3 separate regions of the Homo sapiens genome follow, and regions 2 and 3 are each linked to region 1. The links are chromatin loops, found by intact Hi-C in ENCODE. Cell type or tissue: mammary epithelial cell. All regions are shown on one strand.

Region 1 (8,000 bases):
AACTTATCTTTATTAACTCCCTGTATTTTTGCTTTTATATCCTTATCTTAAAGCAAAGTTAATTATCTCATAATCTGTCTACAGGTTTATCATAAAAGTATAGTGCAAATGTAAATTAGAGTTTAGAATAGGGCCAGGTAGTGTGTTGATTACATCTTCTCCTTTGTGATATGCTGATATATTTATATTCTGTTATGGTCCTTCTGATCTAAACTAGACAATAGGTCAATTACAAAGTGACATGTCAGAGCTTATCTTGTTCTCTTGTATTTATTTCCCGATTTTCACATTTTCCTTTCTTACTCATTTAATTTGCTGGAATATGACCACAATTAATTTCCTAAGGAAATTTTTTTCAAACATACTTCCTGAGTTCTTTCAGATTTCAAAGCATTTTATTCATTCCTAACATTTTAGTGAAAGTATTCATGAGTATGTAAGTCTACATCGAAAATCATTTCTGCTGAGAATTTTGAAAGCACGTTTCCGTTTTTATCTATAATGCTAAATGAATGATAGTCTGATTATATGTCATTTACAGGTGATTTTAGGATTTTTTTCTTATGTTTCACAATGATGTGACTAAATATTTTAAGGTATAGTACATGGAAAGCCTTTTAAGTTAGGTTGGTTTCTCTTTTTAGCTTTTAAAGAATTTTTGGTACTATGTCTTTGATCATTTCATCTTTGTTCTCTTCATGCTTTTTACCAATAACTTCTTTTAGCCAAGTGTTAGCCATCCTGAACTATATTTTTTTCTCTTCCATATTCCTTTATTTTTATTGTAGTTATATTAAATGAGCAATTAACTTCATATTTATTTTCCAACTTTCCTATTTAATATGTTGTTTCAATAATGACTTTAACTTCCAAGATTTTTTCTCCTCATTAACCTCCCTCCTTCCCTCTCTCCCTTCCTCCCTCCTTCCCTCCCTCCCTCCCTCCCTCCCTTCCTTCCTTCCTTCCTTCCCTTTCTCTTTATTTTTTTCTTACTTTCTTTCTTTCTTTTTCTAATTCTCATGGCCAAAACCTCAAATCCGCCTGAGGAGACTTTTAAACATTATTTTGGTTTCCTATATTACCCTTTATTTACTCAGGATTAGTTTTTACTTAATATATCTTCATCATTCTATTTCATGTTGCAGTACCTTTATGAACTTACGGTGAGTCATGGTAGTCAAACCATACTTAACGATAAGGATCTAAGAAGATTGACAGAGAGACTGTGTCCAGCACAAAATGCTTTAGAGAAAGAAATCATGGGGGTGAATCTTATGCTGCAGGACTCATATATAACAGGACAAGAAAGTACAAAGAAGACTTCACTCTAGGTCTCTGTTACTTAAATTAACCAACCTTATTTTCCTCAGATGGCTTTGTCAAACTTGTATTTGTCCCTGGGGTAAAGGGCTTCAATGCTGAGCATCGAGCATAAGGAGTTGGAGAAAGAGATGTGGGTGATTTACCTCTGCCATGTAAGTCCTCCATTATTTGTCTTGTCTTAGTCCTATTTCTTCCTTGTACCCATCAAAGCATTGGCATTTCTTAGTCTGCATCTTCTTGGGGGTTCTGCTGAATAAGTCCGCTTTTCATTAGCTGCAACTTTCTTTTCAAGTGTTCTAGGTTTTGTCTTTCTGTTCTTGGATTAATGACTCACGCATTCATCTCTTTTTGTCTGTCAGAAATGTGTTTAAACCTGTCTTTAATTGATGCCCCCACCCTGCTCTCAGCTGTCAACTTATTTATTTACCTTTTTTACCTTTATTTTACTTGCATGTTGGGACCTGAAAAAAGTGGAGGTGGGTACGTACCAATGCTTTATCTACTATCTTGCCCTGACGAATCCACCTCTCACATGAAACAGTGAGTTACTGAAAGGCAGCAATTGTACCTTTTTGTCTTTGTATTTCTAGTGCTTATCTTGGGGCCTGGAATATATTACATGTTCAAAAAAGTGTGGGATAAAAGAAAACAAAGATACTTCTATCCTAGGCAGATGTGTGGTATCTAAAGGTCATGGCATTGTCACTGCACAATTCTTGCAGAAAGCAAGGCTGTGCTGTGTGAAGCAAAATGTCGCAACAAAGTCTGCCATCATTCCAAATCCTTCATGTGATAATTTCTGAATTAAAGTGTTATTATAATGAGGAAAAATGAGGAAATGGCAAATTTTCTTAATAAGGAAAATAGTAAAACCATGAGCCTGTGAAATTAATAAGACTTTATAAATGCAATATATTTACAATGAAAATCTCATGCAAGGGAAATATTTAAATTACATGAAATCCTTGCACAGAACAGCAATGATAAATATATTTGGATTTAATGGCATGTACTCATCAAATACTCATATCTGTGCATCATATAAAACATTTATATACAATTACATTTGTCACCAATGCAGGCGGTTGATAGCTCAGTAACTCATTCTATGTCATTGATTCAGAACAATGATCTTTAAATATTACCTACATGGTAGCTCTGCAGGGGTTTTAAATGAGTAACGTTATTATAACTTCTAAGTGTTTATGGGGAACATGCAATGTAATTCAACATCATAGTGAAATGTTGTCTTTTTAAAAAGACAAAGTAAACCAAAGCAGTGTGTTTTCTTTTTCAAAACTCAGTGAACATTTTTCTAAATGCCATTTCGTATCTTACTTACATAAAAGAGAGAAAAGATAAATTCCTACTTAAAAGTCAACTGACACCCTGATGCTATACAATTACCACCCCATTACGCTAGTGTTTCAGACGAGGAAATAGAATCCTAAAGATAGTTTAATGTGCGCTCAATACTACAAAGTTATTTACAGTGTTAGAACTAGAAATAAGAACACCTGGATTCTAGCTCAATCTATTACTCTTTGTATTACGCAGTTTATGGCCCATATGTGGAAAAATCAGGGAAAACAGGAAACCATCTGAAAGATAATGGTTTGAGTAGACCTATGCTTTAAAAGACTGGTCTTCAGGTCCAAAGAAAACAAGGAACGATTCTTTACAAACTATATCCACAAAGAATTCAAGGGAACAAAGCAGCTTAAGACAACCTGGGCCTTAAAAGAGGAAACTAGGGATGTTGTTTCGTGATTTCTCATTAATAGTTTCTGAATGACTGAATATGGATTGCTGCCAGTTAGGGCTGGTGTCACCTTTCTCAATGACACATCCATGTTGTTCTCCACATAGCACTTCTATCGACCCATACTGACATGAACCACACCTTAAGAGTGTACCCTCTTTGGTAAGAAGATGAAAAACTTGGCAGCACAGATGGCACTGTCATCACATAGTCTTACTGAGAGTTAGGAGTTGAGAAAATAACCTAACATGTGAACAATGAATGTGCAGATGGTATCAATAAACAGCATCTGAATTCCTGGATAATGGAATTGCATGTCAGAATTACGAGCTCATAGCTGGGGGTGAAGTTCACCTTATGAGTAAAAGAAAAATTATTTTTACTAGAGCCTGCAGTGCCTGCTCAGAGGGCTTTGTTCTAAATATAGATCAATGGAGGAGAAAAAGGTAGTAAATGTCAGACAATGACTAGCGAATGAGCAAAGCACAAACAAAAGGGGGATAAATGGTTTAGATGATGTCACATATCATCACAAAATGTCTGGCTGGGGTTACCTGGTTGCCCCTCTGGCCACTTGCCCAGGAATGTACCTTGGCAACTATGTGCTCATTTTTGTTCTGAGGCTTTTGTGGCCTTGTAAAAATATTTGAAACAGTAGTCTGAAAAATGTAACATGATTAATAAAAGATCAACTGTTATTGGTTTCCGTATGGGATATGTCTAGGCAGAAGACTGTTATTTTCTATAACAAGAGGATTCTACTCAGACACTATAAAACATTTTCTGAGGCTCAGTCTCAGTAAGCTGTAAGTAGAATGTGCTGTCCTAAAACATAAAAGTAAATCTTTTCCTAAATATTTGCTTCAAGGAGCATATTTCAGTAGATGCAGCATAGTATGAAGACACAAGAATTTGCTAGACAACCTCTGCCTAGGCTTTCCAGCACAGGGTGTCCTTTCAGACAGTGATGCACATCAGTGAAACAAAGGGCAGGAACAGGGATGTCTGTCTGATCTTACAGAGGAGCTGCCCTTTGGATGACTATAATGTCTAACTATTTTAAGCCCTATATCTGGGTTTCCTGAGTTTTTACCTCTGCCTCCAATTGTCTATGCTTGGAAGAGTAATAATTAGTTCTGTAATTCTTTAATATTCACATATGTAATTATTACTTTGCATTCATTGAGCTGTGAAAATTTCTGTCTTCTGCTTTAGAGATATCGGATTGGCAAAAATAAATGAATTTCATCTGAAGAGAATTAACACAAGCATACACATATACACAGGAGTGCACATAAAAATTAATCTTCAAGAGGATAGAAACAGGGGATGGTGTAGTTCCTGCCATGAAGTACAGATCAACTGGTACCAGAGATTCAAAATTGTGGAATGGATCATGGGGATTTCTCTCTTCCCTGTCATAAAGAGTAATTCAATCAGGAAAACTGACATGCATTGTTGTATTGTGGGTGCAACAGCTGAGAAGATGAAAAAGACATAGAGAAAGGGGATATTGGAAATAAAAGGATGTTAAAATGATATAATTTTTAAGAAGGTTGAGAAGGAATATGGGATATTTATATTCCTCTAAATTTGATAGATAATGATGTCCACAAAGAAGAGTTTGCTGAAATAATTTTAAATTTTGGTGAGCACAGACTATCAATGCCAAACGCAATGGGTAATTTTCTGTGTCAGCTTGGCTAGGCTGTGATCTCCAAGTGTTTGTTCAAACAGCAATCGTAGATGTCCTTGTGAAGGTATTTTTAGGTAAGATTAACATTTAAATCAGTAGTCTTTGAGTAAAGCAGATGACCTGCAATAATGTGAGTGGGTCTCAAATTTGTTTTAAGTTGAAGGCCTTAAGAGAGAAAGATTAAGGTCATCCATGAAAGAGGGAATTCTGCTACCAGATTGCATTTGGACTCAAGCTGCAATATCAGCTCTTCCCTGGGTCTCCAACCTGACAGCCTGTCCTATAGATAAGAGCTTGCCAGTCCCCACAATCACATGACACATGAGCCAGTCCTTTTTTTTTTAGCCAATTCTTTAAAATTCTTCTCCTCTCTCTCTCTCTCTCTCCCCCGCCTCTCCCTCTCTCTCTCCCTTCTTTCTCTGTGTATACACATGCACGCGTGCACGCGCGCACACACACACACACACACACACACTCATCCTATTAGTTCCGTTTCTCTGGAGAACCCAGACTAATGTACTTCCTCAGTAATTGTTTTAGCATTCTGGATTCTGTTACTTTACTATCAGCCTTAAAATTGCAAAAAGAAGAAGGAAAGTTTTATCAACCATTTCAGACACTAAGTTTTCAGCCTTTTGGGATCAAGGAAAATACAATCCATATGTTTTGGACTCACTTGCTATTATCCAGAACATTATATCGGAGATGGTTTAAAATTTCTGGCTGGTTCAATATACGCAAATCAATAAATGTAATCCAGCATATAAACAGAACCAAAGACAAAAACCACATGATTATCTCAATAGATGCAGAAAAAGCCTTTGACAAAATTCAACAACACTTCATGCTAAAAACTCTCAATAAATTAGGTATTGATGGGACATATTTCAAAATAATAAGAGCTATCTATGACAAACCCACAGCCAATATCATACTGAATGGGCAAAAACTGGAAGCATTCCCTTTGAAAACTGGCACAAGACAGGGATGCCCTCTCTCACCACTCCTATTCAACATAGTGTTGGAAGTTCTGGCCAGGGCAATTAAGCAGGAGAAGTAAATAAAGGGTATTCAATTAGGAAAAGAGGAAGTCAAATTGTCCCTGTTTGCAGACGACATGATTGTATATCTAGAAAACCCCATTGTCTCAGCCCAAAATCTCCTTAAGCTGATAAGCAACTTCAGCAAAGTCTCAGGATACAAAATCAATGTAAAAAAATCACAGGCATTCTTATACACCAATAACAGACAAACAGAGAGCCAAATCATGAGTGTACTCCCATTCACAATTGCTTCAAAGAGAATAAAATACCTAGGAATCCAACTTACAAGGGATGTGAAGGACCTCTTCAAGGAGAACTACAAACCACTGCTCAAGGAAATAAAAGAGGATACAAACAAATGGAAGAACATTCCATGCTCATGCGTAGGAAGAATCAATATCATGAAAATGGCCATACTGCTCAAGGTAATTTACAGATTCAATGCCATCCCCATAAAGCTACCAATGACTTTCTTCACAGAATTGGAAAAAACTACTTTAAAGTTCATATGGAACCAAAAAAGAGCCCGCATTGCCAAGGCAATCCTAAGCCAAAAGAACAAAGCTGGAGGCATCACACTACCTGACTTCAAACTATACTACAAGGCTACAGTAACCAAAACAGCATGGTACTGGCACCAAAACAGAGATATAGATCAATGGAACACAACAGAGCCCTCAGAAATAATGCCGCATATCTACAACTATCTGACCTTTGACAAACCTGAGAAAAACAAGCAATGGGGAAAGGATTCCCTATTTAATAAATGGTGCTGGGAAAACTGGCTAGCCATATGTAGAAAGCTGAAACTGGATCCCTTCCTTACACCTTATACAAAAATCAATTCAAGATGGATTAAAGACTTAATCGTTAGACCTAAAACCATAAAAACCCTAGAAGAAAACCTAGGCATTACCATTCAGGACATAGGCATGGGCAAGGACTTCATGTCCAAAACACCAAAAGCAATGGCAACAAAAGACAAAATTGACAAATGGGATCTAATTAAACTAAAGAGCTTCTGCACAGCAAAAGAAACTACCATCAGAGTGAACAGGCAACCTACAACATGGGAGAAAATTTTTGCAACCTACTCATCTGACAAAGGGCTAATATCCAGAATCTACAATGAACTCAAACAAATTTACAAGAAAAAAACAAACAACCCCATCAAAAAGTGGGCGAAGGACATGAACAGACACTTCTCAAAAGAAGACATTTATGCAGCCAACAGACACATGAAAAAATGCTCATCATCACTGACCATCAGAGAAATGCAAATCAAAACCACAATGAGATACCATCTCACACCAGTTAGAATGGCAATCATTAAAAAGTCAGGAAACAACAGGTGCTGGAGAGGATGTGGAGAAATAGGAACACTTTTACACTGTTGGTGGGACTGTAAACTAGTTCAACCATTGTGGAAGTCAGTGTGGCGATTCCTCAGGGATCTAGAACTAGAAATACCATTTGACCCAGCCATCCCATTACTGGTTATATACCCAAAGGACTATAAATCATGCTGCTATAAAGACACATGCACACGTATGTTTATTGCGGCAGTATTCACAATAGCAAAGACTTGGAACCAACCCAAATGTCCAACAATGATAGACTGGATTAAGAAAATGTGGCACATATACACCATGGAATACTATGCAGCCATAAAAATGATGAGTTCATGTCCTTTATAGGGACATGGATGAAATTGGAAATCATCATTCTCAGTAAACTATCGCAAGAACAAAAAATCAAACACCGCATATTCTCACTCATAGGTGGGAATTGAACAATGAGATCACATGGACACAGGAAGGGGAATATCACACTCTGGGGACTGTGGTGGGGTGGGGGAAGGGGGGGAGGGATAGCATTGGGAGATATACCTAATGCTAGATGACGAGTTAGTGGGTGCAGCGCACCAGCATGGCACATGTATACATATGTAACTAACCTGCACAATGTGCACATGTACCCTAAAACTTAAAGTATAATAAAAATAAATAAATAAATAAAATTTCTATATATGTATTTTTCTTGAAAACAAGTAAACAAAACAGTAGGTTTTCTACTATATCCAGATGCAGAGCATAAAATCTGTTTTCTAACTCAGATTTTCCAAAATTTCCTTGGATTCCAATGTTGACAAAACTCCCCCTTAATACTGAAAACA
Region 2 (8,000 bases), 160 kb after region 1:
TCGTGCCTCAGGGGTAACTCCTCAATTACCCCCTGTGAGGTCTTCTTGGGCAGATGCTCACAATTGTGTGGCATTACCTCCACAGTGTTGAAGCTACAGATTCCCAGAAACAACCTCAAGAGATTCTGAATCATCATATGTGTATGGGGTGGGAGTAATGAAGATGAAGTATGTGAATTTCTAGCATGCATCCCAGATGACTCTGTTGCCTATGAACTCTCAATCACATTTTGAGAAACACTATTTTAGGGAAAGTAATAAATGACGATAGTTTGCCTGCCTTAGTTTGTGGCTTATGCAAGAAGACAGATCACACATATTCTTGAGGTTAACATATGGACCAATTCAGTTCACCAGTGTGAGGCCCCACCACATCTAATATGCAAGCCAAATCCTTAGTTAAAATCTGTACTTGTCTTGAAGGTCATCCTTGGTCAGCTCTGGGGTGGACAGCTCACAGGAGCCACCTTTTCCACTTACTCATTGTAAAGTATTAAGAACTAGAAGGTCAATATCAGGGTGCAGTATTTGGAAAGGAACAATGAGGCACACTTTGGGTGTAAAGAAGATGATAAACTCTTAGCAATAATTGAGTAGTTAACATTTTTTCTGGATTGTCCCCTGGGTCTTTAGTTTCTTTTAGTCTTTAGTTATAATAACAATAATGAACAACTATGTACAAAACTATGGGATCTGTATGCTCTTAAAGTTTTATTCTTCTTCTCTACATTTCTTAAGCTCATTTCGATCATAGCATCAAAGTTTGAAAATCAGGGTAAAATAGCCTGGAAAATTATTCAACATCTTAGTCAGTGAGGAAAAATTATACAAGAAAGACTCCATCCTGAAACCTTATCCTTTCTTGTTTTGCTTACATTGATTTCTCCAATTTCATGCTAACATGTAACTTTTTACAAAAGAAGACTATTTGAAAGTATGAGCAAATTGATCAACTTGTACTTGGCACACCTCCTTGTCATGCTTTTGAACATGAGTTTTATTAGTCAAGAGTTGTATTAGTCAAGCGTTTAATAAAGTTTATTTAAAGTTTCTGAAACTTTTTGAATTTTATATATCTTCCTTCAGAAGCCTTGAAGAATATGGAAGCATGAGAATATTAGACACATGATTCTCTACTCTCTAGAATCACTTTTTCTCCTCCTATTTCCTGGTCAAGTCTTAGTCATATTTGACCCTCAATTTAGATGCTAAACTAAACTTTTCTGCGGTCCTGTTCCCACTATTAATAAAGAAGCCTTAAAGAATGTCTTTGCTTAAGTGAACTTGAAATTTTCTCCCCATAAAAAATAATATCACCTGACACAGTGTTGGGTACTTAGACATTCAAATATTGAATAGATTTGTATTGAATTCGAATAATATGATTGAGTCTAGGATCACATCACTGCACTCCAGCCTGAGTGACAGAGCAAGAACCTATCTCTAGAAACCAAAAATACCAACAAAAAACAAAAACCAAAAAGAATCTCAATAATTGATATGCAAATTTTATATTAATGTGCTTTCCAATCACATAAATGTCATGGATTCTAATTAACTTAAGAAAATTGGGCATCTTAAAAAAATTGAAAATTTGGCCGGGCATGGTGGCTCATGCCTGTAGTCCCAGCACTTTGGGAGGCCGAGGCGGGCGGATCACGATGTCAGGAGTTGGAGACCATTCTGGCTAACACGGTGAAACCCTGTCTCTAATAAAAATACAAAAAAATTAGCCGGGCGTGGTGGCAGGCGCCTGTAGTCCCAGCTACTCGGGAGGCTGAGGCAGGAGAATGGCGTGAACCCAGGAGGCAGAGCTTGCAGTGAGCCAAGATCGTGCCACTGCACTCCAGCCTGGGTGACAGAGTGAGACTCCGTCTCAAAAAAAAAAAAAGAAAAAAGAAAATTCATATCAAAAATTAGCAATCAATGAGTCAATTGTTACTGTTTTCAAGAATATTTATATGTATATAAATTATATAAATAAGCAAATGTTTTAACTGCTTATTGCTAGCATTACTCAGTTGATATTAGAATTGTCAAATAATTCCTATTGTTGGGCAGACTCATTCTTTTAATTAGCAGAGTAAAATTTTTATTGATTTTATCTCTGACTTAGAGAAGGTCTTCATTGGAAGATGCATATATTTGAGTTGAAGATGTGAACAAGAAATCTTGTTTCTTATCAAGGTCCTAAAGTTATTCATTCCAGTTATTTCAAAAGTTCATTTATATCAGGCATAATTAATATTAAACGTGGAAATGTATTTTCTGGAATCATTGGCTTATAATATTTTTAGGTAAATGAGGTTTCCTAAAACCTAGAGGAATATTTTAGATTCTCGAAATAATTTAGGTAGCACGTCTTCTCTTTAATCTATTTTTACATAGGTATAATTGAAGTAAAACCTGAAATGATGCACACATACCATCAGCAGCACACACAATCTGGAATCTTCCAAATATAGTATAGCTATTTTAATAGCACTACAATGTCTGGTTCATAGATCAAAATTCAAGGAGTCTCTTTAGATTTGTGAAGCAATGTATTGTCAGTGATATAGAGCTAGGACAAATATTCTTTCTTCAGTTCTCTGATTAAATCATCTGTTCATAATACTCTAAATAATTGACTTGCAAGGATCATATTACTATAAATTAAACATTTCCATTTATGTCCAAGGACACTATTTTACTCAGAAACATGATAGTAAGAATAGTCTCAAATTTTGACAAAGTAATTGTAGTAGGAACTTGACTTGGGTTCCTATTAAAGATTAGACTATTTTAATACTATTCTCGAAATAAAACCAAATTATGTGCTTGGATAAACAGTCAATGTTTCCAGCATTCCTGCAATATTGCCTTGTGTAATTTATTCTATTGTACACAGTACATTTTTAGGCCTGACTTTAGTAGGTGTAATATGATACAGAAACAAAAATCACTCTAATTTTTACATTAAAAACTAGTTTATTTAAAAGATGACCTGAGTTTTTTTTAAAGCTACTCTAAGCAGTTGAAGGCTATCCATACTGAAACTGTATATTAATAGGTTCCAAAGTCTCTTTTTCTACCTGGATGATCTAAGAGCTGTAATAGTCAATAAGGCAATAAAGTGGAAAAGTGCTGTAAATTATTAAAATTTTGTTTCCTACATGGTATATAAGTTAAATTAATATTTAGTTCACTGCTGTCAATTTGATAAAAAATCTTTATTCATTTTATGGGATACTGTGAATAGGTTTATTTGACTTCATCCTTCATCCCTTTGATAATCATAAAATGTCATTTTGTTACCTGTTTCCTAAGGTTAAACCTATTATGTCTGTCTAAATAAACTTGTATCAATAGCCTCTTTTATGCTCCTCTCTTTTATACAGAAATTAAGTTTTATAACTTTAAATTATAATAATATTACATATAAAAATTTAAGGCCAAAATAATGATTTTTTTAAGCATGTGTAAGTCTTCTAAGAAGTTAATTCCCTACTGCATACTGTTGGTGGTTTCTTGCAATAGTTTCATAAACATCTTTGCTTTTCAAAGCAGACACCAAATCTGAGTTATGCCTCGTTTTTTAATACAGCTCAGGGACATTGTGTCATTAGTCACTGGCAGGGATGGACGACTATTGGTGCTATAACATCACGTTGACTAAAAAGAGTCATCTACACCTTAACCTTCATTGATGGAAACTCATCAGATTTATGAAGGTATTTCATGTTATATGTTTTTAATAGAACACTTTTAGGAAATTCTGTATCTGCAGCGCTTGCTCCCTCACATCATTCAGCCGTCTGCTTAGTTGCCCACTTACCAGAGAAGCCTTTCTTAACCATCTGATCTAAAATAGCATCTTCTTAACCATCTGATCTAAAATAGCATCTATTCACTCCCATGTCCACCAGCATCCATCTTTCTACTCTGCTTTATTTTTTTCTACAACACTTATTACCATCTAAACTAGTATTTTTTATTTATTTACTTCCTCAACTAGAATAAAAGCTGCATGATAACTGTCTTCAAAATTGTCTGTTTTCTGCACTTTTGTACCCCAAATTATAGAGCATTGTCAATTACATACAGAGCATTCAAATAAACACTTATTGAACAAATGAATGCATAAACTCTATGAAATATTTCATAATTTTTGGATTTTTGTTTCTCAATTTAAAAAGTTTGGGAAGGGAGTTGAGCACATAGAAGTTTTTATTTTCTTTTCTGTTTTTATTTTTGTTTTTGAGACAGGGTCCCATTCTCTCGCCCAGGTTAGGGTATAGTGGAGTGATCACACCTCACTGCATCCTCTACCTCCTGGGCTCAAGGCATCCTCTTGCCTCAGCCTCCAAAGTGCTGAGATTACAGGTGTGAGCCACCATGCCTGACCTAAAAGCTAATGTTTCATTCTGCAAGTAGGTGCCCTTATCTGATCCTAGTGAACACTATACCATCAGTATTGATTGGTTATGTCTAAATTGTCTCCTTGAAAGTGACAGGGAAGCTTTGATTACAGATGGCTAAGGTGTAGAAAAATGCAGACATCCTAATGTTATATGGCTAGTTCACATTCCCTAATTTACTGATGATTAAAATAGGATACTGCATGTGAAAATATGAAATGAAGTGATTGTGTTATACCCTCTAGTGGATGCTATTGGTGATGGGCCCAGCTCCTCCTTACCAACAGGTGCAGTGTTCCCATAGCTGCTGTACATGTTGGCTAACAAATCAGATAACTTCTATCCAGAGAATTTCACTCAGCCAAATATAATTTCAGGAGGCTTTTCCCTCCTCCACAAATTAACTAAGGACTGACTGTCAGGGAGTCTGAAAGTAGTTTTATTTGCCTCAAGTGGGGCTAACTCTGCCCTATAATTTGAGCTCTAAAGTGTTCCTTATAAGAGAAGACTAAAGCTAGTCTCCAGCTGAGACCACAATTTTATTTCTTTCCTCCTGTCCTGTTCTGCTTTCTTACTCCCAGGCTCTTGTGAATAGCCCCCACTACATAAATCACCAGAACAAGAATTAGGTAGAAAATTCTGACTCAGTACAGCCACAATCTCGACACTTTTTACTGATTTTCAGTGCTTTGTGTATTGGTCTGAAGTTTATATATTTGATTGATTATTTTAAGTCCACCTATAATCAAAATTGATTCAAAGCATATGGTGAAGATAGACCTACAGGCCAGAAGCAGATGGACAATAAATCAGATCTCCTGTTAAATCCGGGACTATGTGTGTAGCTCTGTAGACCAGCAATTAGCTGAAATTCACCCAAGGAATTCTGATATAATGTCACTATATATTATCTAGCTTTCTAATAAACTGTTGCAACGTCTGGATCCGTATATAGGTATATCCAATATTAATATAGAGAATGTTGTCAATATTTTAATTACTAGTTCATCAGAGAATACCTTAATCTGTAAATTTCCTTTATTCAGTTTGTTTTAATGATCAACCAATTGGGATACAGATTTCTGGTGCTGTAAACCCCTGGAGCAGAGCCCTGAGGCACTTTGTCCCCGGAAGCTTCTGAATAGGATACAATTCTAGTGGCCACGTGAATACTCAAGCAGGAATCCATCCATGTGTGGTATACTCTTGCAAAAATTTCTGAGCTTGTTTCTGGTGGATTTTCAAGGATAATTACTTTAGATTATTCTAATATGGTACATATTAAATTGCTCTATATTAAAATTATTTAGGGGAACTTTTCAATAATAAAAATGTCTAAGTCCACCACCAAAATGCCTGATATAATTTATCTAGATTGTGGCCTAGCACAATATTGTTTTAAAAGTCCCACAGATTATTCAAATTGTTCATCCACAGTTGAGAATCACTTCCTAGGATGGTTTTCTAATCAGAGTATGCATGCTAAATTCCCCCATAACAGGAGGGTAGCCCCTCTTACCAATGTAAGAGTAGTACTTTGTTTTTTCAACTTTATCACACACCAATATTTTGCAGTGCGCACTTTAAATGTTCTACTAATTTCATTGTCAAGAATCCCCTCCTATTTACAGTAGTCATTCCCAACTGAGATTTTTTTTGCTTTTTAGGAGATATTTGACAATGTCTTAAGACATTTTTGATTGTCGCAACTCTAATCGTGCTACTGGCATCTAGTAAGTAAAGGCCAGAGATTCTAGTAAACATCTCACAGGGCACAGCTCTGTCCCCATACACCAAGCAAAGAATCACCCATCCCAAAATTTCAATAATGCCAAGGTTGGGAAATTCTGATTTATGTAAAATGATTATTTCAGAGCTTTATCTTGGAATTTCAATAACATATGTGACAATATCACTAGTCACAATATTTCTTAAGGCGCTGTGAATGTCAAAATGATTCAAATAAAAGGGATCCCATCACTAATAAAACAGATGAAACTAAACCAACAAGTATTTAATCAGGCATTCAATTATCTTCATAAAATGAAGACTTCCGTGCAATGACTGATGGTACTGTCAGAGATATACTTTCAAAAGTCACTAGTTGGACTGAACGAAAAAAATATTTGGATCTCTCAAATTCTCTGGAGTGTACTTCTACTTAGGGTCATCTCTTTGATTTGATTCAAGATAGAAAGAGTAGAAGCCACTTAGAATGAATCCTAGATAGAAAGTTACCAACATAAGACTCTTCATGTGCCTTCAAGTAATCTTTAAAGCAGATATGTTCAGGTTCCAGCAGGAAATCAATTCATTCATTATTGTGGTAGTGGATTTACGCTGCCTGCTATTTCCTAATCCTTCTCTCTTACTCCTGTAAAGAGTACAGGTCTCAGATGCATACATAATTTATGTCTCCTTGCACTATTTTCCTTGTAGAATGCCACTAACCACCCACCCCAACACCCATGTATTTGTAGTGAGGCTTTTAATTAACTGACTTCCATTCCACTTGCCCCTCCCAGCCACCAGCAAAGGAGTAGGTGCTCGGCACAAGCTGGACCAATCTATTCTACCTTGCAGACTTTGTGAATAAAAACTCATGAGGCAAAAGCCTGAGGCATCAGAAAACTTTCTCTAGGTAGCAAGGTCCTACATCTCCTGCCTAACCCTAGTTCCTGACCCTCTTCTTGATCCTCAAGACCTGTGATTAATACAATTTTTTCCAATAAAAACCATTTGTATATATATGAATCAGCCAGAGCTTCTATAGACCTTTGCACTAGTCATAACCACCGGTTTTATTCTTAGTGGCCCCAAGCATCTGTAGTGTGCTGCAAGATAGGTAAGACAGAAGCCATTTGCCTCAGGCATCATCTAGAAAAGTTGGAGTGTTCAATTCTACACCAAATTCTTTTTCTCCCCATGGAGAAATTAGAAACTGATTATTATTACTATTATTTCTCTCTCTTTCTTGCTCTACACTGAGCCAGCGAGCAGGAGGCTTAGTGGATGGCCCACTGTAGTTCAAACTGCTGTTTTTGTTCTCTGTAGGCCCCAAGGATCGAACATGAGCTTGATCTCATCAGAGGCCCAAGGAGGGTGACATAGGAACTAGTCTCTCAGGAAGCACCAGGGAAAGCTAGGATAGTGGGTATATGGTTCAACTCTTTCCCTTGTCAGATGGAGGCCCAGAGGTGGAGGCTTCCTCCTGATTATATAGTACTATGCCAGGGGTAAGGATTGTGATGAGAGAGTATTTCTAATTTTTTAATTGAATTTGATGTGGCTGGTTGTGTGCTAAATGATGCAAGAGGCTTAACTGGTTTCTAGATGTATTCACAAAGGGAATTGATCTGTGTATTGTTATTGAATCAATGTGTCCATGTAGGAATGAACCAGAGTCCTACCATCTTGCTTTAAGGTAATCTGTCAGTTTTTAAGTTATTTAATTTTTATCCTTTTCGTCTTCATTCTAAATTTTCTTAAGTTTGTCTTACAATTCAATAATTTTTGTGGGGTGCGTATTTGAATCCTCCATTAAGATTTTATTTAGAAAATTGTGTTTTCATCTTAATGTATTCTATATGATAAATCATT
Region 3 (8,000 bases), 350 kb before region 1:
TGAGGATTGATGGATATGTGACCCTTTAATATCTGTACTGTCTGATGTAGAAAGTTGAAAATTACAACATAAACTCTGTATCTCAAATACACTTTTCTCTAAATCTCAGATTTATAATAAATGATAGCAAAGTTCTTTCCAGTACTTGTTATATATGCCATTGCACGTACATTATTATTTAATTTTCATAAGAGCCTGGTAGTATAAGAATTATTTGTGTGTAGATGAACAAGAATTCTGAGACAAAGAGATCTTAATTATCTAACACACTCATATATATCAAAATTGGAAATTGATAGTGCTATATAAGAAGGAAACTGAATAAATAAATTACCTACTCTGTGATTGGCTGCATGGAAAACAACAGGTGCAGCACAAAGGAAAAGCTATATTGATAAGCAATATATTTAACTAGGGAATAAGGAGCACAAGGGAATTTCTATCATCAAATTATTACAACAGAATTGAGTCATAATTTGAAGTAACATCAATGAGATGATGTGTTAATCATCTACGTAGCAGTAGCCAAAAAATACAGGGAATTTGGAAAGGAAATAAAATCACAGTGAGACAATGTACAAGTAGTGGTACAAGAGCAAAGACATAAGGTTTCAGAAAATGTGTGTGTGGCCGGGTGCGGTGGCTCACACCTGTAATCCCAGCACTTTGAGATGCCAAGGCAGACGGATCATGAGGTCAGGAGATCGAGACCATCCTGGCTAACATGGTGAAACCATGTCTTTACCAAAAATACAAAAATTAGCTGGGTGTGATGGCACATGCCTGTAATCCCAGCTACTCAGGTGCTTAGGCATGAGAATAGTTTGAACCCAGGAGGCAGAGGTTGAAGTGAGATCGCGCCACTGCACACTCCAGCCTGGCAACACAGCAAGACTCCATCTCAAAAAAAAAAAAAAAAAAAAAAAAAAGAAAGAAAAGAAAAAAGAAAGAAAGAAAAGAAAATGTGCTCTTGTTATTTTTTGTCACATCACTGAAAAGTAAAGGGAAACTGTTGTTACAAAATATTGCATTTGGCACAGGTTAAAAGAAACTGTTCACTTTAAATATATAATAACAAAAATATTTTAATTAATATTATTTTGCCTTATTTTCTCTTATTTAGTTACTTCTCTCATTTAGATATTTGGCCACCTTAGCCCTCTATAACTATTAGCTTTAATTTAATCATTCAAAACTCTTGGCCTTTTTTCATATCTTGGGCTTCCCTTTCTTGCATATGCCTTTTATATGCATGATTGCATTTTTTAAGCCTTCAGAATGTTTAAAGTTTTTTTGAGGAATAACTGACATACAATGAATTGTACATATTTGATGTCTATATTAGATGAATTTGGGCATATGCAAACACTCATGATGCCATCACCACCATGAAGGTAACAGACACAACAACACCTCCTAAACTTTCCTTGTATCCCTTTGATTTTGTTTGTGATAAGAATGCCTACCATGATATCTATTCTCTTAACAAATTTTGAAAAGCACTATACCATATTGTTAACCAGTCACTATGTTATAGATGAGGTCTCTAGGACTTATTTATTTAGCAAAATTAAAACTATAAAGTTTCACTGGACAACATTTGGTTGAAGCCACTGAGTAACAGCTCCACATTTCTCCCACCTCCTGCAACGTCCCTGACAACCCCTGCTGTATTTTCTGCTTCTATAACTTTGACTATTTTAGATACTGCATATAAGTGGGATCATATGGTATTTGTTCTGTGACTGACTTATTTCACTTAACAAAATGTCTGCAAGTTTCATCCATGTTGACACAAATGGTAGGATTTTCTTCCTGTTTAAGGCTGAGTGATATTCCACTGTCTGTATAGAACATGTTTTCTTTGTGCATTTATGGGTCTATGGACACATAAGCTTTTTCCGTATCTTAGCTATTGTGAATAATATTTGCCATGAATATGAGAGTGGAAATATCGCTTCAAGACATCAATTCAAGACTGATATCAATTCTTTTGAATGTATAGCCATAAAAATGATAAATAGACAAGATGGTGGTTCTAATTTTCATTTTCTGAGGAACCCCATACTGTTTTCCTAAGCTGCTGCACTGTTTATATTTTCAATAGTGTACAAAAATTCTAATTTCCCCCACATCTTTGTCAATATATTTTGTGCTTTTTTGTTTATCAGCCATACTAAGAGTTGGGAAGTGATAATCTCATTGTACTTTTGATTTGCATTTCCTTGACAATGATACTGAGCATCCTTTAACATACCTGTTTGCCATTTCTATGTGTTCTTTTTACAGTATTTATTATTATTCTTTCTGGTACTTAAAATATTTTATTTTTTATTCCATTTTTGAGGATTTGTCAGATCCTTCTTAGTTTCCTCTTATCTTACATTTTTAAAATATTTCATTTATCAGAATACGAGTTTCTTTGCATTCACAACGTGTGTATGTGTACATATATAGCGACACATATGTATGTGTTTGTCTGTATATACAATTGCCCTTTCTCATTAAAAAATAAGTTGAGTGTCTATATATTGGCCTTACACTGGTTCATTTCTAATAATCATTGTCTCCTTTTTAAGGTTCATTTTATACACTGACCATTTAATAAGAAATAAAAAGTGGAGGTGTTTAGACATTGGACAAAAGAAGTAAGAACTTGGATTTAGATATAGTATCCTAGGATAGTTGCTCCCAGGTGACTTAGTGTTCACATTGTGCTCTCAGCCATCTGGAGTTTTTACTCCCAAGTGATCAGGAGACTTTGCATGAAGCCATGTGGACTATAAACTGTTCATGTTATGATAATATCCATATCTCTTCCCTGACCTGGATCAGTACCCACTTAATGTAACTGTCACCCTCAGGATCTCCATCTCGCCACCATACTGTTTTCCTGAGCTGCTACACCATTTTACATCCTATTTTAGATGCCAGAGATTGCTTTATCAAAAAGAGGATGATGCACCTGGGGGATCACATTCATCACCATCTTCTCTAACTCTCCACCATTTTTTATCAAACGCAGAGTTAATATGTTTCTTTCTTGTTTTATTTATTTATTTTTACTTATTTACTTAACTAACATGGTCACAAATTTGATAAAGTTTTTATTAGATATTTATATTTTCTCTTTCCTGTGGTGATCATTAGTTTTCTTGACTTTTTATTTTAATAATATATATTTATTTGTAAACTTCTGTGCACATCCATATGTCACAAACATTATACATATTTCCCAATTTATCATTTGCCTTTTAATTTTCATAGTTTTCTTTTTGCTATATTTGTATTAGAAGTTTTTGAAATCAAGTGACAAGTGCTAACATAATAGTTTTCTGTTGTCTTTATGCTTAGGAATGGACTTTTTCATGCTGAGATGGAAAAATTATTTATTATATTAACTTTCACTTCTTTAAAATTTACTTTTTTGCACATAGATTTGGCTTGGATGTTGTTTAAAACCTGTGACAAAGTGTGGTCGCCATTGTCACATTCTCCATATTTTTTCATGTGTCACTGCATTTGAGAGCAATTTTGCAAAAATTATTGCTTGAAATTTGGTTTGTTTCCAAGTATATGGTAAATAGAGTTTTCTTTTAGTATCTTACTACATTTTATTTGTAGTAAGATTACAGAGAAGATAGAATATAGAGTTTTAACTATATTTACCCAGATGTCTATAAGATTAAACATTTTAAATTACTGGTTGGACCTACATAAAATGAACTTGGAAGAAATTAATTTGGAATTAAGCTTTGAGAAGTTTTCGTCTTCAGTCTATGTTGTCAAGACAGGAAACTCTATCTACTTTATATTCAGATTGCACCCTCAGAAAAGGTGGTCTATGTGCAGAATGACTGATTAGAGAGACAGAGCATTCAGCATGCACAGCATGATTGCTTTATTTTGTTGTGATTTTCTACGACTGTGAAAGGCATGACCCCAAAACTAAGTGACTTGTTATTTTTTAAGATTCTGTGTTCCACAATATAGGCAGTTCTTTGCTAATCTTTCTCGTGTCACTTATATGGCTGCATTCTTCCACCAGGACTGAGGGATTCAGCGTGGCCTCAGGCACTTTGCTTCCAGTTGGTGTAAGATGTCAGCTGAGCACCTTGGTTCTGTTCCTGGTGGCTTCTCACCTCCAGTAAGCTAGAGTGGGCTTTCACAACATGGTGTTCTCAGAGGGTGGGAGAGGAAATTATATGGCTTCTTCAATCTTAGATTGTAGACTTTGTATATCATTTTACTCCATTCTATTTATCAAAGCAAGTTATGGGTAAAGCATAGAGTCAAGGGAGGATAATAAATAAACTTCACTTTTTGATGAGAACAATGACAAAGTCAAGATGCAAAAGGGCATGGAACTAGGGAGGCATGATTCATGGGAGGTCATTAACATAACATAAGGCAAAGCCAGACATTTTACTAACAGGCTTAGTCATCATTACATGTAATGATGACGTTCATATTATATCATATTAGTTTTCCTGGATTAAGAAATCTTCTTGCTCTGACAAAGAAGGCTGAGTTTGTGGTTTTAACTTTTGAAATACTTCAGAGATGAAATCATCTTATATTATCAACCAGAAAGTGTCTAAGGGTGATCAGTAAATCAGTCCATGTCACGCCCAAGTCAGTATTATGACAAAATTAGATTAATACTGCAACCGTGTATTCAATGATTACTTAGTGCCAGGTTCTCACTCAGGTAAGCACTTAAAATAATTATCTCTTTAAAATTCACAACATCCCTGTGAGGCCTATATTATTATCCTCCTTTGAGTCTGAAAAATATCAAACCTGGAAAACACTATACAGTCTACTTCTGATTATTCCATACTTAGTAACCAGAGGAACTATACTTTAAGCCTAGGTCTCTTTGATTGTAATGATTGTGCTCTTAAAAACTATGCTATAGTCAACAAATATTTTAAGGGTTTTATTGAAATTTCAAATTCGTACAAGGGTTTTATTTATTCATACATCTTTTTTGGAATGGTAACTTAGTCTGCATTTCACCTGAGAACAACTCATGAAAAAATTACAAAGATTTTTTATAAAAAAAATTCAGTAAACCTGACTCCATAAATTATACAATGCAGTAAAATACTACAGTCCTAAAATGGATTTAGCCCTCTTACAAAGGTAGGCAGATTGCTCAGGGGTATAAAAAGAAAGCCCACAAGTAGATTGTCCCAAATGTAAGAAATTCATATATAATTAACATTGGTTTTAGATGAGTGGAGGAAGAAAGAATTATCCTATAATGTTGAATAATTTGTCCAAGCACAATTTTAAGTGTCTTTTCAAAAAATATAAGCCATATTTTTACATGATAAGACATATCAAAATTAGGCTGGGCATGGTAGGTCGAGCCTGTAATCCCAGCAATTTAGGAGGCCAAGGTGGGAGGGTCGCTGGAGCTCAGGAGTTTGAAACCAGCCTGGGTAACATAGTGAGACCTCATCTCTATTAATTAAAAAATAAAATAATAAAAAAGAACATATCAAAATTAATTTTAAATAAATTAATATTTTAAATAAGCAGAAGTTATAGAAAAATATATTTTAGGTTTTGCTATGGGAAACATCTTTGTAAGCATAAAACCAATTGAGATTCATTCTACTTAAAATGAAAACATTATTAACTTTTGCACATACCGTTATGTTAGAAAATATGTGCCCTGGTTAGCAATCAAAGGAATACAAAAGAAAATTAGGCCCAACTTTAGGCTTGAACTTTGCAGAATTATAGAAGACATTTAAATTTCTATGACTAGCAAGAGAGGGAGAAACAGCAATATAAGAAAAAAGTTGGTGGGAAATTTAAATGATGTACTTTTCTTCACAGTAATTTGACACCGCATGCCAACATTCCCGTTTTTTTTTTTTTTTTTTTTTTTTTTTTTTTGCTTTGGGTAAAAAAGAAAGTTTTTCTAAAAAATTACGGAGATTTTCATGCCTCAAAGATAAGTTTAGATAAATAAATGATTATATTTTCAGAAAGATAACTTACTATTCATCCACTAAATATCCCACTGAAGAATATTTACAATTATAGAAAATGGTGGTCATAAATGATAAAATAAAAATTAGGTATATATCTTAGTAACACAGTTGACTCTTGAACAACACTGTTTTGAACTGTGATAGTCCACTTATACACAGACTTTTAAATATAAAAGTCACACTGGGTGTGCCTGTCTCTCCTGCTCCCCCTTCCATTTCCTCTACCTCTTTTGCCTCTTTCTCCCGGGAAACAGTAAAATCAAACCCTCCTTTTCCTCCTTCTCCTCAGCCCACTCAATGATAAGACAACAAAGATAAAAACCTTTATGAGTATCTGCTTCCACTTAATGAATAGTAAATATATATTATCTCCCTTATGGTTTTTGTAATAACATTTTCTTTTCTCTGACTTACTTTATTATAAGAATACAGTACATAATACATATAACATGCAAAATATGTATTAATCGACTGTTTATGTTATTGGTAAGGCTTTGGTCAACTGTAGTCTATTAGCAGTCAAGTTTTGGGGAAGTCAAAAATCATGTGCAGATTTTCAACTGTGAAACCCCCACATTGTTCAAGGGTCAATTGTAATTTAGTCTTTATTTTGCAAGCAAATAGATACTAATGTTAGAAGAATATACACATGTTATTGTTAATGAATCTATTTTGGTAAAAGTAATTTTTATTTTCTAGTTTTGGTTTGTTGCACTATTCTATATTTTTCAAGTACTATCATGTGTTTATGAATGGGAAATATTGAAAATATTTAACAAACAAAGTGGCACTGGGACAGACTAATAAAATAAAACACCTGAGGCCAGGAGTTTGAAACCAGCCTGGCCAACATGACGAAACCCCATCAATAGCATCACCAATCAGAGTGGGCATTGCTATAAACCAATATTATTAGTGCTATAATGTGACTACTGACTGCAAATCAGCAAGGTGTGTACATTATAATTTTCACTATCCAAAGAAAAAAGCAACTAAAGGTATAAAGTGAAACAGTGCATGGGAAGATACACATAGGATTGGGATCCATGAAGCAGCGAAAGGTGTTTAATCTGCTTAGAATAATGACAAAACACAAAATTTTGATAGCGATAAAATGGAGATAGAGATAAAAATAGAATATTAAAAAACAAAGGGTCTATTGTTAGAAATCCAATATCTAACTAAAATGAGCTTTGGGGAGAGAACGTCAGAAAATGGCGAAAATTATTATAAAATAAATGATAGGTGAAATTTTATTAGAAAGTGAAGAACAATGAGAAGATTGAACATATATCTGAAAAAAATACAAAACCAAATAAACAAAAGAAAAAACCAAGGTAGCATCAATCTTTTCATTGGCAACAAAAGATAAAGGATTCAATAAGTCAATGCCTTCATATCTGAAGGAAAACTTATTTTGAAAAAGAATTCTACACATACTTAAATTATAAGAAAATAAGAAGATTTCCATTGTACTATAATTAAGAAAGCGTGAATCTCCAGACTCTTTCTGAGAAAATTACCTGATGCTCTATTTTAATAAAGAAGTAAATGAAGGCCTGATGCAGTGGCTCATGCCTGTAATTCCAGTACTTTGGGAGACTGAGGTGGGTGGATCGCCTCAGCTCAGAAGTTCAAGCCTAGCCTGGGCAACTTAGTGAAATCCTGTCTCTACCAAACATACAAAAAAAAAATAGCCAGGCTAATTTTTTTTGGTGGTGACGGGCACCTGTAATCCCATCTAGTCAGGAGGCTGAGGCAGGAGGATTGCTTCAGCCTGGGAGGTGGAGGTTGCAGTGAGCCGAGATTGCACCCCTGCACTCCAGCCTGGGCAACAGAGTGAGACCCCACCTCAAAAAAAAAAAAAGTATATGGAAAGCAACAAACAGGAAGATGTAGGATATAAGAAGTGGTAGAAGTAAACCAGGAGGTCAATGAAAAGAAATATTAATGAGGCATCAATTGATCCCAGTGTGACCAGACAATCAG

Evidence for each region. Peaks named below come from ENCODE experiments on the same cell type or tissue, not always from the same donor. Only the 100,000 strongest peaks of a DNase experiment are listed, where the experiment ranks them.
Region 2: it touches region 1 in a loop (2.7-fold over the local background); 2 of 110 quality-filtered maps call a loop at or near these places.
Region 3: it touches region 1 in a loop (14-fold over the local background); 2 of 110 quality-filtered maps call a loop at or near these places.

What each region holds. Positions count from the first base shown.
Region 1 is chr18:29,150,441-29,158,440 of GRCh38, reverse strand. It overlaps LINC02879 (long intergenic non-protein coding RNA 2879), which reads right to left and starts at 1,584. Exons shown (of 3, transcript NR_186853.1): 1 at 1,467-1,584. RefSeq lists an enhancer at 2,960-4,159. In mammary epithelial cell, no CTCF peak of the experiment used is centred here; DNase peaks (open chromatin) are centred at 1,200, 1,740, 3,440 and 4,020; H3K4me3 peaks cover 665 bases; H3K27ac peaks cover 4,480 bases.
Region 2 is chr18:28,992,139-29,000,138 of GRCh38, reverse strand. No RefSeq gene overlaps it. Among named protein-coding and RNA genes, the nearest start is that of LINC02879, 160 kb to the left of the region's middle. In mammary epithelial cell, a CTCF peak has its summit at 4,649 (motif pointing left); no DNase peak of the experiment used is centred here.
Region 3 is chr18:29,498,647-29,506,646 of GRCh38, reverse strand. No RefSeq gene overlaps it. Among named protein-coding and RNA genes, the nearest start is that of LINC02879, 350 kb to the right of the region's middle. RefSeq lists an enhancer at 3,539-4,738. In mammary epithelial cell, no CTCF peak of the experiment used is centred here; a DNase peak (open chromatin) is centred at 4,486; H3K27ac peaks cover 1,243 bases.